Linked DNA regions of Homo sapiens: region 2 is linked to region 1. The links are chromatin loops, found by intact Hi-C in ENCODE. Cell type or tissue: GM12878. All regions are shown on one strand.

Region 1 (2,500 bases):
GTTTTGTAATTTTAGTAGAGACAGGGTTTCACCATGTTGGCCAAGCTGGTCTCGAACTCCTGACCTCAGGTGATCCGCCCGCCTCTGCCTCCCAAAGTGCTGGGATTACACGCGTGAGCCACCGTGCCTGGCCATAATTCCCTTTTTTGAGATAGGGTCTCGCTCTGTCACCCAGGCTGGACTGTAGTGTGCGATCACGGTTCACTGCAGCCTTGACCTCCCGGGATCAAGCGATCCTCCCACAAAAGCCTCCTGAGTAGCTGGAACTATAGGCACATACCATCACGCTCAGCTAATTTTTTGTATTTTTTTGTAGAGGCAGGGTTTTGCTATGTTGCCCAGGCTGGTCTCAAACTCCTGGGCTCAAGTGATCCACCCGCCTCGGCCTCCCAAAGTTCTGGGATTACAGGCATGAGCCCATGCCTGACCCCATACTTTCCTTTGGAAACACCTTACCTGGCAGACAAGAGCAGCCTGTCCTATTTCTCAGTAGTGTGGGAACCTCAAGGTACTTTGCAAAAACCGCATTTATATTTTACAGAAGAGGAAATTTTTCTTTCTGAAACCTTGCAACTGGTGAAGAAGCAACTTTTAGTAATTTGGGATGAAAATATCTAGGGCACTCAGCAGAGCAGAAAACATTTCTGGTTTTCAGTCAAAAGTCTGTCATGCCAGAAGCAGAAAAGCTCCAGAAAAGGGCAAAGATAGGGTTGATCAAGAGAATGTGGTGGGCCTCAGCAGCTTCACCATGCACTCCAGACTCCTAGCATTCATGGACAGACTGATCCTGCCACCACGCCCGGCTAATTTTTGTAATTTTAGTAGTGTGGCGTACAGAGCACCTGCCTCGGTGCCTGGCTCAGAGCAGCCCCCAGCTCTGGAAGTGCCAGCTATGATCATCCCTTAACAACAAAAACTCACCTGGGCATGGTGACTCACATCTGCAATCCCAGCACTTTGGGAGGCCAAGATGGGCAGATCACTTCAGGTCAAGAGTTTGAGACCAGCCTGACCAACATGGCGAAACCCCATCTCTATTAAAAACAAACAAAAAAATAGCCAGGCGTGGTGGTGGGCACTTGTAATCCCAGCTACTTGGGAGGCTGAGGCATGAAAATTGCTTGAACCTAGGAGGCAGAGGTTGCAGTGAGCCAAGATCATGCCACTGCACTCCAGCCTGGGTGACAGAGTGAGACTGTCTCAAGAAAACAAAACAAAAAACCCCAAAACTCTTCTCCTCCAGCTTCATCACCATCCTTGGATATTTCATTTCTCTGCCCACTGCCTGCCTCTGCATCCCTCAGGCTGTTAAGTTACATGAGCTGATACAGCCGCTTTGTGGCTTAAGTGACACTGAGCTGTGTTTCTGTCACTTATAACCCCAAAAGTCTACAGGTGGAGTTGCTGATGCGGGACACCCCCACAGCTCCATCTCCCATGCAAGAATCCTTGCTGTCCCCACTGTACCCTGATGCTCCTCTGCGGTCACCTTTCCATATCAAAACCTGTGACCGTGGCTCCAACCTGCCTGACGGTCCCACACTCTTTGACGCTGTTGAATCTGCTGTGCTTGGCAATCTCGCCCCCTGCTTCTCCTGCTATCTCTGGCCACCCTCCTCAGCTTCCTGTACCATGTCCCTGCCCCATACCAGGAGTCCTGGAGACCTCAGCCTTGACCCTGTCCTTGGGCCGGTGACTCTCTCTTTGGGGGCCTTAGCACAGCTGTGTTCTCGGTGCCGTTCACGTTCAAATCAAAGACTCCAGTCTGATGTTCAAGATCCTGCTGGGTCATTGGTTTGCTGTGACCCAACTGACCTGATTTCTTACCTTTCTCTCCCAGTCCACTCCTCCTTCCACATCCCCTAGGGCACGCTGTCACTTACCTGGCTGCCCAGGCCAAGAACAGAAAATCGTCCTTGGCTCCTCCTTCTCCCTCACACCCCATCGGTTTCACTTCCTGAACCTGGCTGGCACTCCATCGTCCCCTCTCCCTCACCAGAACCTGCCCTGACCCTCCCTCCACCTGCCTGCAGCCAGGGTCCTCCTTCTCCAATGCCAACCTGACTGTGTCCCTGCTGTGCAGCGACCTCCATGCCCACAACTGCCTTCAGGATCGAGTCCCAGCTCTCTTGGCTTCCCCAGGCCCTGGTCTCCCTGCCAGCCTTATTCCTTCCTAGCACCCTGCCTCTGCCAGCCTCCAGCCACATGGAACTTGCAGTTCTAGAGCGGACCACGCTCTCTTGCTTCCAGGACTCCGCATGGCCTGTCCCCATCCCATCTATCTTCCAGGTCTTACACCTAGATTTTACCTTCCCTGGGAGGCCTTCTTTAATTCTCCCTCACCCCAGTTGGGGTGTACGTCACACTGTCTTAACAACCACTGAGACACTGTCCCCACCACATTGGGCTGTGAACGCTGGGAGGGCAGAGACTCTTCCTCAGTCACAGGGAGAGGCTCAAGAAGTGGTTAAGAGGCCGGGCGCGGTGGCTCAAGCCTGTA
Region 2 (2,500 bases), 49 kb before region 1:
ACGCCATTCTCCCGCCTCAGCCTCCCCAGTAGCTGGGACTACAGGTGCCCGCCACCACACCCAGCTAGTTTTTATATTGTTAGTAGAGACGGGGTTTCACCGTGTTAGCCAGGATGGTCTCAATCTCCTGACCTTGTGATCCGCCTGCCTTGGCCTCCCAAAGTGCTGGGATTACAGGCATGAACCACCGCGCCCAGCCTAATTTTTGTATTTTTAATAGAGACAGGGTTTAACCATGTTGGCCAGGGCAGTCTCAAACTCCTGACCTCAAGTGATCTGCCCGCCTCCCAAAGTGCAGGAATTACAGATGTGAGCCACCGTGCCTGGTTTGAAATCTTCTTTTGAAAAAGAAAACGTTACAGATAAGATTGAAGGTTGATCTTACTTCTTCCCTTCCAGCAATAATTGCAACTATAAATTCATTCTCTATTTTTTAAAAGGGTTTTCTTGTCCTTATTTGACAGAATAAGATAGAGAATTAAAAATCCAGATAATCATCTTTGTTGCAAAGCGGCAAAGAAAAATCATCCTTATTAATGATTAAAAGTTGACCAGGAGTGGTGGCTCACACCTGTAATCCCAGCACTTTGGGTGGCTAAGGCTGGCAGATCACTTGAGGTCAGGAGTTTGAGACCAGCCTGGCCAACATGGTGAAACCCCGTCCCTAATAAAAATACAAAAAAAAAAAAAAAGTTGGGCGTGGTAGTGCATGCCTTTAATCCCAGCTACTCAGGAGGCTGAGGCAGGAGAATAGCTTGAACCCAGGAGGTGGAGGTTGCAGTGAGCCAAGATTGCACCATTGCACTCCAGCCTGGGCAACAAGAGCCGAAACTCCTTTAAAAAATAAATAAATAAATAAAATAATTAAAAGTTGTGAGGTGGGGGAGATTCCTACCCCGCCCTCATACCTTATTGTCTAAATCACCAAAGACATTCTGAGCACCTGAGCCGGTATGATTCTTGGCCAAGGGTCTGTGAATATGAGTTCAGCTTTAAAGCAGCAGGTTATACGTGAAGAGGGGGCAAGATTGAAAAGTCTCTTTCCTGAAGGTTTAAGTGGGCCCTTCCTCTGAATCGTAATCTCTAGAGGAGGGGCTTAAGGACTTTGGAGTTTTAAACTGGTGGTTCTTATGGTCAGGCAAATGGTTTAGGGGTGCTTGTTCTTAAACTTGTCTAATTATAAGCATCACCTGGAAAGTTTCTGAAAACTGCAAATGCCTGGGTTTCATATTCAGCTTACGAAATCAGCATCTCTGTAGGCAAAGCACTAACAGAACTTTCCAAGCGAGTCAGATCATTAGCCACTTTGGGGAAACCTCTGATTGTGGGATGCTCAAACTGACTCATTTCCACTTCACAAATTTCCCCCAAAGTGCAATAGGAAAAATAAAATGGATCTTTTTTATGAAATTGACTTATGGTACACTGTGGTGGCAGGGGGCAGTCACCACCTGCTGATGGTGATGTTCTGGATCCTACCCCTCTTTTTTCTGCAGTTGCTGTTCTCTGTGTCTGTGACTTATCCCCAGCACAGTGTGACATCAACTGCTGCTGTGATCCCGACTGCAGCTCCGTGGATTTCAGTGTCTTTTCTGCCTGCTCAGTTCCAGTTGTCACGTAAGTTTACGTATGACACATGCAATTTTGAAAAAATTTGACCAGGATAATACAATTTGGAGAAAGGGAAAACTTTCCCAGGCTTAAAAACCCAAACCTGATTTCCAGTGTTTTACGTCGTTCTGAAGCCATACCGTCCAAACAAATATGTAAAAAAGTAGCTATCCCTGGCAGGGCGCAGTGGCTCACGCCTGTAATCCCAGCACTTTGGGAGGCTGAGGTGGGTGGATCACGAGGTCAGGAGATTGGGACCATTCTGGCTAACACGGTGAAACCCCGTCTCTACTAAAAATCCAAAAAAATTAGCCGGGCATGTTGGCGGGCACCTGTGGTCCCAGCTACTCGGGAGGCTGAGGCAGGAGAATGGCGTGAACCCGGGAGGCAGAGCTTGCAGTGAGTGGAGATTGCGCTACTGCACTCTAGCCTGGGTGACAGAGCGAGACTCAGTCTCAAAAAAAAAAAAAGTAGCTATCCCTTATTTGCATTCAGCCAGGTGACTGTGCAGGCAAAAGAGAAGAGAGAATATACATTAAAATAATGTAATGAAACCTCTGTGTTTGAAGATTGAATTACATTTCAATTTGAGTTGTAGACAGTGGTCACATTTTTTGTATCAGTGAATTAGTATAGCCTAGGGTGAAAAGTGCATTTTAATTTCACAGCTTTTGTTGTGGACATAGTATTTGTAACAAAAAATTAGATAAGAAATCTGTACTTTTCTGATATGTAAATCTACCAGGAATTCTCACAGTTCGCATTGTATAGAACAATGAAAAATGACATTTCCAGCTGATTATAAGGTAAATAAATAATCTGTTCTGAATGATCTCTTATAATTGAGGTTTCAAGGCTTCTTTTTTTTTTTTTTTTTTATGAGATGGAG

What was found. A loop is a pair of places that touch in the nucleus more often than their neighbours do. Peaks named below come from ENCODE experiments on the same cell type or tissue, not always from the same donor. Only the 100,000 strongest peaks of a DNase experiment are listed, where the experiment ranks them.
Region 2: a loop joins it to region 1, with 4 times the contacts of the local background. A loop is called at or near these places in 2 of 110 quality-filtered maps.

Annotation. Positions count from the first base shown.
Region 1 is chr12:110,667,301-110,669,800 of GRCh38, forward strand. All of the region lies in intron 3 of HVCN1 (hydrogen voltage gated channel 1), which reads right to left. All of the region lies in intron 1 of LOC124903017 (a long non-coding RNA gene), which reads left to right. Among named protein-coding and RNA genes, the nearest start is that of HVCN1, 21 kb to the right of the region's middle. RefSeq lists an enhancer at 1,722-1,821. In GM12878, a CTCF peak has its summit at 1,330; DNase peaks (open chromatin) are centred at 1,957 and 2,357; H3K4me3 peaks cover 2,500 bases; H3K27ac peaks cover 2,500 bases.
Region 2 is chr12:110,618,340-110,620,839 of GRCh38, forward strand. It overlaps TCTN1 (tectonic family member 1), which reads left to right. Exons shown (of 15, transcript NM_001082538.3): 2 at 1,497-1,617. Among named protein-coding and RNA genes, the nearest start is that of TCTN1, 5.5 kb to the left of the region's middle. RefSeq lists an enhancer at 1,194-1,413. In GM12878, a CTCF peak has its summit at 1,439; a DNase peak (open chromatin) is centred at 1,322; H3K4me3 peaks cover 1,059 bases; H3K27ac peaks cover 1,737 bases.